Linked DNA regions of Homo sapiens: region 2 is linked to region 1. Evidence: chromatin contacts called from ENCODE Hi-C data. All regions are on one chromosome and are shown on one strand. The core of a region is the stretch at or near the end of the contact, and the rest is flanking DNA. Distances in the headings are between cores, read along the strand shown. Region 1 holds the start of MBOAT2 (membrane bound glycerophospholipid O-acyltransferase 2). Region 2 overlaps ASAP2 (ArfGAP with SH3 domain, ankyrin repeat and PH domain 2).

Region 1 (4,138 bases), core at 487-2,986:
AATAGGTCTGGGTTTTTGGATTAATATACTGTAATAAGCAGCTCTCTAATTGATTACAAATCCCACTGGAACACTCCCCTGGGGGAATGAAGGTCCTGTTCTTTTTACTCTTCCTTTTATCCTCTATTCCATTTCAGCTGAGAATCCACCAAACTAGGATTGAGTCGACCAGTGAAAGGATTCTAGGCAAGACGGGATTGCACTGATGAGTTCCACTGCCTCCTTTTCAGAGAGACAAACGTAAGCCCACAGACTGATTACTAAGGCAGGTGTATTTTTATCTGTGCTGCCTTCTTATTCAAGACTCTAAGCTAGTCATCAACCCAATGGTATAACTGATAGCTGACGGGAGTTTCTGGAATGGGTGTTAAGTGTGAGAGAGATGAAGGCCTAGTGATAAGGTCGGCTCTAAATGTAGATTTACTTGGATTCCAATCTACTTACCAGCTGTGTGCCCCTGGGCAAGTTACCTCTTCTGTGACTCAACTTCCTTGAAGGAGGGTGTGTAAAAGTGTCTATTTCACACGGTTATTGTGAGGATTAAATACCAAAAGTATTAAAGCTGTGGTTAAACTCTCAGTAAACATTAGTTATTTCTACCAAAGTTAAACTGCCAAATCCTTGAGTCTTGATTTGTCCTCATAACTGCTGTGGCATTTCTCCTCTTTTAAAGTCTTCTGAACAGAAGTTGACGTTTGCATTTTAAAGGAACTCAAATGGCTTACTTTTACGAAGTTGGGGGGATTATATATACACGTGACCCGCCAGGGTATGTAAACCTGGCGGACTTCAACAGTCTGGGGGTGCCTGCGCTCAAGGGGTGAAGGGATGCTTAGAAACTTTCTCAGGAAGAAGGTGGGGCCTTCAACGAGGGCGGCTGGCTACAAAGAACTAAACTTTCACACAGCAAAGGGGAGCCGGTCTCCCTGCGCCCGCGGGCGTCGAACCCAGGCCCAGCTCTCACCACCCAAAGGCCCGGGTGCGGCTGCAGGGTGACGAAAGCGTCAGACCCCGGGGCTGCTCTCAGCTTTGGGCTTTCACCCGGCACTCTCCCAGACAAAGGGGCTTCTCAGCCAGGTCGCTGTTTTGGTTTGTCGTCCTCCCAGCCCCCACCTTCGTCCCCAACTTCCCCTGGCGCTGGCTCGGCGGCGTCCCTCACATCGTCCCTCCGGCCGCCACCCCGGGCCCCTTTGTTGTCTGCCGTCTCTCCCAGAGAGGGGTGGGGGGCCGCGACATTCCAGGGAGGAGAAACCGAGGAGTGAGGGGCAAAGACGCTCTTCCATGCTCTCACCCGAGGAGCGCGCCCCACGACGCTGGCCAGCCGTTCTCCGGCGACGGCCCGGGCCGCGCCTCGGCGCCCTCGCCCGGGTCCTCGGCACGGGGGAGGGGCGTGGCGCGGCCGGCGCTCTCTGATTGGCTGCGGGCGTCAGGGCGTCGCGCCGCGATTGGGTCGCGCAGCTGTCTGGAGCGAGAGCGCGCGAGGTGGGGAGGGGGCCGCTGGAAGCTGCTGGAAGTCGGGGGCGGGGGATGCGGCTGGGGCGCCGGGGCGGGGACGACGGGGGCGACGGCAGGACGGGCCGCGCCTGTGCAGGGCGGTCGGGGGCGGCGGGCGCGGGAGGAGGTGGCGGCGGAGGGGGAGGTGCGAGCCGGGCACCGCCCCCGGCCCCTCCCCGGCCTTCCCCGCGCAGAGCTCCGACCGCGGGCGGCCCAGGGGCGGGCGCGCCGCTGCATCCCCATCCTCGTCGTCGCCCGGCACAGCGCGAGCGGGCGAGCGGCGCGGGCGGCCGGAGCGCCGAGGCCCGGCCATGGCCACCACCAGCACCACGGGCTCCACCCTGCTGCAGCCCCTCAGCAACGCCGTGCAGCTGCCCATCGACCAGGTACCCCGAGGCGCCCTGGCGCCGGGCGTCGCGCCCTCGCCGCCCCTCCCCGCCGCGGTGCCACCCGACCGGGGGCCCGGGAGGAGGGTGGGGGCTGGGGCCGGGCGCCCGGTGCCCCCCTACCCGCCGCTCCCTGGAAGGGAGGGGGCAACAAGCCGGTTATTGTCCCAGAGCCCCCTCCCTCCTGGGTGCGCCCCCAGCCCGCCATCCCCGGGCCGAGCGGGAGGTGGGCCGGGCGTTGTTGCCGGCGACAGCCCCCGGGGAGGGTGGTCGTATGGGCGTGCGGGTGTGCATGCGGTCCCTGCCCTTCGCGGCAGCGGCGCTCGGATCCGGTGGTCGGGTCCCGGAGCAGCCCCCGGTGCGCATGGACCGGGTTGTGGAAAGGGTGCGGAAGGCTGCGCTTTGGGGAGCCTGGCGTGGTGCTGCCTGCCCCGCGCGCGCCTCTGAGCGACCCCCGGAGAGGCTGATGCATGGGTCTGGGTGTGCTGGGTGCCTTAGAGACGGCGTCGATGGGTGCTAGGGGCCCGGAGAGGCTTAAGCGCTACTGCACTTTGGGGACAGTTTGCGTTGGATTGTGGCTTAAGAGAGACAGAGGCAACAGTTTGTGGGAAGGCAGACAGGTTATGAAGAAAAGTCGGAGTTAATCCCAGGATTCTTGCTGACAAAGTGGCAACCTTGTAGATTGATGCAGCCACTTTACCTCCTTGCCCAGCCCTCAGAAAAGCTCTTGACAGTGTCTAGGGAAGGGTGGTATTTAAATGAGGCCAATCGAGTTTGATGGTTTAAAGGGCCTAACGATTACTGAGAAATAAACAGCATTGTGATGGGAAAAGCAGCGCCATTTTTACTGAGAAAAGAAAGTTTGGAAGTATTTTGTTGTGACAGTGAGATTTAGGGAAGTTGTTAATGAGGCGGGGGCTGGGGGGCGGGGGTGTATAGTTAGGTGATTGCTCTAGCCCCAGGCTAAAGGTAGTTAACTTTGGAAATTTTGCTTACAGTTATTTCAAGTGTACTTAACCTGGAAGTGTTTGGACTTCACACGGGATACTGGTTCACTGTCTTGAACTTGAAGGTGCTGCTGTCATTTAGTCTTCAGGGATTTCACTTCAATACGGGATTCCTTCTTGTCCAGACGGCTTTCCATAGCAGCAAGCTGGAAACCTGACATTAGGATACTAGCTGCTTTGTGCTTTACTGTTTTAAATAAAATCGCCTTAAGTATGTCGAAGGAGTGTTAAACAATTGTGGCTTCTGTTGAAATTCCACATCGCGGTCATAACTTCTGGTTAATAGTAAAGTACCTATCCCCCACCTGTCTTGAACAAGAGTTCTAATGGGTGTCTTGCTAATAAAGTATGGTAGTGAAATTAATCGTGTATTCGAAGAAAATATTCTTCTCTCTTTATTAATAAATTGACCAGAATTTAGGGTTTTTCATCCTCCCGGCCCCGCGGAGGATTCTTGCTGACATTTCCACACTGGTGTGCAGTGTATGACCTTTTAGCATATCACACTCCTGCCTTAAATAGGCTACTTCCAGTATATCAGCAAATGCAGGGTGGGTGTCTGTTGAAAAGTTCTTTGCTGATGAGGAGCAAGGGAGATAGGTTTATATATTTACATTTCTTTCAGAGAGATGGGCACATGTTCACGTTCCCTTTTTCTCTCCCCCATCTTTCTTTCCCTCCCGCTCCATGTCTGCCATAGCCCTACCCGTCCCTGCTATGCTGAAATATTTTCTTGACTATGCTAATAATACCTATTCATTTATATAATGCTTATAACTTTTTAAAGTGATTTGCTATTAATGAACGCATTTAAGCATCCAGAGAAAGTTCTTTTCAGTACTGAAGTAAGCAGGAGAATCAAGGGAAAGTGACAGGACTTAAAATTTTTGACATCCTTCTTTATTAGCTAAAGGTCTTAAGTTGGTACCTTGGGACTACTCTAAATTTGTACAGCCATGTGTAGCCCTGACTTTGTATAGCACAGTCGTGCACTGCATAGTGACATTTTGGTCATCAGACCACATGTCTGCTGGTGGTCTCGTAAGATTATGATGGAGCTGAACAATTCCTATTGCCTAGTAAAGCTGTAGTCATTGTCATGTCGTAGCACCACGCATTACTCATGTGTTTGTGGTGATGCCAGTGTAAACAAACCTAATGTGCTGCCAGTCCAAACCTACTGTGCTGCCAGTCCTATAAAAGTCTAGCACATTGTGTATACTACACAATTAGGTACAGTACGTAATATTT
Region 2 (4,138 bases), core at 460-2,959, 330 kb before region 1:
AATCATCCTTCTAAGCTCCATCCCAGGTATCACAGCCTTTGGGAAGTCATCCCTGATGGCACCTGCCCAGCCCGCACTGGGCAGACACTGCTTCCTGGAGCTGATGTCCACGAGTGCTCTCATTACACTGCACCCCAATTGCTTCTCTGTCCCCACCCCCAGAGCATGATCCCCTGAAGAGATGATAACCTGATCCATCTTGTTCTGTTGTGTTTGTGGAGTGCTGGCTTAGGGTAACAGTGGAAGAAAGGGTAGCTGGATGTGTGAATCAACAAACGAGTCCTCCACTGAGGGTGACATGGAGGCCAGAGCCAGGCTACCTAGCAGCTTGGCAGGAGAGGCAGGCAGGTGGCCCCTGGCAGAGATCTCTGTGATGAAGGCCAGATTTGGGCATGTAAGATACGCGAACCCAGAGGCAGAAGAAAATTATGGCTGTGGTGGACCTTGGCTGCCTGGGTGGCACAAACTGTTCTATCACATCCTACTAGACAGGATGCTTGAAAAAGAGGGAGCAAGAGAAAGAGAGAGAGAGAGAGATAGAGACAGACAGAGAGAGATAGACAGACACAGACAGACAGAGAGAGAGAGAGAGAGCAACCATACTTGAGATCTGCAGAGTGGAAAACCATGGTGGTTTCAGCACTCAGACCTGTGAGACCATGCCCCAGAGCCTGATCCTCCCCATAGAAGCACACAAGTCTGGGTTCTCCACATCAAACAGCAGAGAGAGCCTGCACACAAGTGATGAGGCTTTGGGACTCCGCCAGCACCCCAACAGGGTCCATCCTGGCAGAACACCATCGGATGGACGACGTGGGATGGGGAAGGCAGGAGGCGAGGCTGACGGGGAGAGAGCTCAACCAAAGATGAGCAGTGCCAACGAGTTTAACTGTGTAAATAGGATCTTCTCCAAAAATCAAACACTATGGTACATAGTTCGATCCTCATTGTATAATATTGCACTATGGGTGGTCACTGCACAATTTTTCAACTTTTCTCCAAGTATGAAAACCTTCACAAAGAAAAATAATGGAAATACCAAAGAGTAGTATTCTCCTTACAGAGAGCAGAAAATATCAAGAACAAAACATGAATGGCCAGTGATTGGGAGGTGTGAGGTCACCGGGACCAGAACGGCACAAGCTCCACACTAAAACAAAGCTGCAGGGTCACAAGGAAACAGCAGCACGAAGCTACCACACTGGAATGGCCACTCTTCATTCCTTCAATAACTGATGCTTGGGATTTACAGGAAGAGAATGAGGAGCACTGGCTTCTACCAACCATCAAGGCAGTTTCTTTGGGGCATGTTACTTAATTTCTATCAACTGTTATTACACAGGGAGGGTTAGAATTTTTATAACACTGAATAAAAATCCTCTTAACACCTTCAGTTGTCTAAGTCACAGAAGAAAATCCAACCAAAGGGAATGACGGCCTAAACAATAATGACCAAATGATCAATTCTTATTGCAAATTTGAGGTATACAAGATGGAACCCCCATCATAAAAATCATTTTAAAACAGAAAATTTAGCATTTTCACATCTGCTTATTACTTGCAACTGTGTTCAAAGATTGTCCAACTTGCTGAATGCCATCACCTAAAAGCAACGCAGAGCATGATACACAGAAAACACAACACGCCCACAACTAGGAGACTGTTGAGTTAGGTCTTGACAAGGAGCCAACTGGGCAGACAGCCAAAGAAGAATAGTAAAGGAGGTTCATTTGATCCCTCTGTGCAATCAGGGGCAGATGGGCTGGTTAACAAAAAACAACAAACTATAAAGAACTTCTGGTCTGTGCTGGTAAATTTGTTATTACTTTCCTGCGAAGCTGTAAATAACCAGTTCTCTCACAACAGCCCGTTTTCCCAAACCTCCTAATTCTGCACAGGCAAAGCAAACACAGCCTTTGCACTGTGCCCAGAGGGCCATTTGGCCCCAGCAGCTGCTCTGCCTTATTTTAAACCTGAGCTTTGCTTCATGGGTTGGATCTTCCTTCTTAGACAAAGGCAGTTCTCGATCATTTCCAACGGTGCGCTGGGGAGCAGCCACCTTGGACGGCATTCTGGCTCCTGCCCTCGCACTACCTCCTCCTCGTTACCGCTAGCCCACTATTTTCTCCTTACGCCAAGTTTTTTTTCCTTTTTTTGCTTATTGGGAATATCAAAGCGTCAGGGCCTACATTCTCTAGACTAGGAGGAAGTCACCATGTTGTAGGTCCTTTCTAGCACTAAATATAACCTTGCTCTGCCAGTGTCTCACTTAGTTGACCCATGTTTACCAAAATCCTACTAAATGAGCGCTGTGGCACTACAGTGTGATGGAAGAATGGCTCAGAAGGCAGGGTGGCATCCTCAGGCTGCTCGAGGTCCAGCTGGTGAAAAGCCATCTGTGCACTTAAGGCACAACCAACACTCAAAAAGAGGAATAGGCTGTGATTCAAATGGGGCATTCAAACAGGATGTGCTCTGTGAACTCAGATCACTGTGGGCTGGGGTGATCAGAGGCAGCGCTCCAGAGGTGGGGCTTCAGAGGGACTAGAGAGATGTGTAGAATTCAGCCACTCAGGGGAGAGAAAGGGAGGGAGGGAGGGACCTGCTTCATCTTCATAAAGGAACAGCAGCAAAAGTGTAAACTGTAAACCCAGAAAATGTCCACTTCCCTAATATTTATGCAAACTCTTCAGCCTTTAATAAAGTCTACAACAATGAAAGGTGAGGGGTTAAAATAAAAAATGCTACTAACCATTAATATATAAAAGGAATATATATATGTATGTTCACGAATAAAACATGCAAAATTCTGCAATTTATTAAAATACTGAACTACTTACTCTCCTAGACTTCGGTCACAAAAGGTAAACGCATTTGGGAGAAAAACAACAATATTCAGTTATAGTACAAGAACTTACAATAAAATAGAGCTCACCAAACTGCCAACAGGGAACTTTATGCTGTCAAGTAGTTTAGCAATTTCTCTAAAATCACTAGATATATGTTTAGATACATTCCTTTTATTAACAAGGAAATGGATTTATACTAAATTCACATTATGATACCCACATTGTAGTGAAAATATAGTAAAATTATCTTTAAAACTTACTTTTTAATGGCTTTTTAAAAACAAGTCCCCACAACACAAACTGTCCCTGCTGACGTGTTAGCACACAGAGACGTCATTACAGAAAGAGGGGAAGTAAGAGAACTAAGGATTTCTGCCTGTCATGATGGAGGCAGCTGTAAGAAAAGCTCATGCCTCATATTTTATAGAACACAATCTCAGGGCTGGCAGAGCCCCAGCTGGTCCCCTGCTACGTGCCTAGGCCTAAAGGGGCAGAGTCCACGTATGTCAGGGTAGGGAAATGACACAGGGCCAGGTACAGGATAAATAGCACAAATGACACATGGTCTCTGTGACGAAGCCACTGAGAGCTCCTTATCTAGCAACTGACAGAGCACAGGGTTTATACACCGCCATTAAGGCCATGCATGTAGTAAATGCTTCCTCCTGAAATAAACATATTTTAAAAGATGGTTTTATAGAACTAAATTGCAAGAATACATTAAATGTTTTACTGGTGCCTGACACAGCCCGAGTGAACTGTGAGCTCCTAGAAGACATGAACTTCATGTTCTTCAGACCCAAAGCCTCCAAGAATGGGGTGAAAACTGCAATCTTTCAAAATTAAATCCCCTCACCTCTTTCTGTTCAACCTGCAATGCGGATTTCAAAATATCTCGAAGCTGTATCAACTGCCTTCTTTCTTCATCCTGGGCCTGTTTGATCTTTAAAAACACACACACACAACAGAACCAATCAGAAAATTAAGACTGAGGTACAGTGAAACGTTGGTGCTCATGGGGCCATTTCCACACAATGCGACAACTGCCTCCCTCGCTGGTCAAACCTTCCCTCCCACCAAGACAGAGGACAGGCGTGGGAACGCCACACTCCACGTGGGCGGCACGGCATGAAAACACAGGATTACACAGAAGTGACATTTAGATGAAAATGTCTGTTGCATTAAGATGGTTTTAAACCACAGTGGGAGGGAAGCTACTCACCGTGTGAAGATCCGTAGACAGCGTTTCAATGGAAGGTTTGAGGCTTTCCACGGCTTTGAGTCCATCC

Evidence for each region. A loop is a pair of places that touch in the nucleus more often than their neighbours do. Pooled maps may share reads with other maps.
Region 2: a loop to region 1 is called in a map of PC-9, with 4 times the contacts of the local background. The contact joins the enhancer-like site here to the promoter of MBOAT2 in region 1. A Hi-C loop is called at or near these places in 1 of 168 maps with a recorded cell type or tissue (PC-9) and 5 of 50 pooled maps.

Annotation. Positions count from the first base shown.
Region 1 is chr2:9,001,282-9,005,419 of GRCh38, reverse strand. It overlaps MBOAT2 (membrane bound glycerophospholipid O-acyltransferase 2), which reads left to right and starts at 1,736. Exons shown (of 13, transcript NM_138799.4): 1 at 1,736-1,880. The coding sequence starts at 1,806. LOC124907728 (a long non-coding RNA gene) reads right to left here and starts at 1,344. Exons shown (of 2, transcript XR_007086199.1): 1 at 1,292-1,344. RefSeq lists silencers at 1,363-1,822, 2,366-2,660 and an enhancer at 2,425-3,079.
Region 2 is chr2:9,334,747-9,338,884 of GRCh38, reverse strand. ASAP2 (ArfGAP with SH3 domain, ankyrin repeat and PH domain 2) reads right to left here. Exons shown (of 28, transcript NM_003887.3): 8 at 4,072-4,138; 9 at 3,706-3,792. Among named protein-coding and RNA genes, the nearest start is that of ITGB1BP1, 87 kb to the left of the region's middle. Within about 2 kb of position 1,709, at least 11 of the 41 ENCODE cell types and tissues checked have a DNase peak (open chromatin) inside an H3K27ac peak, as active enhancers do; they include PC-9, where a contact is called at or near this core.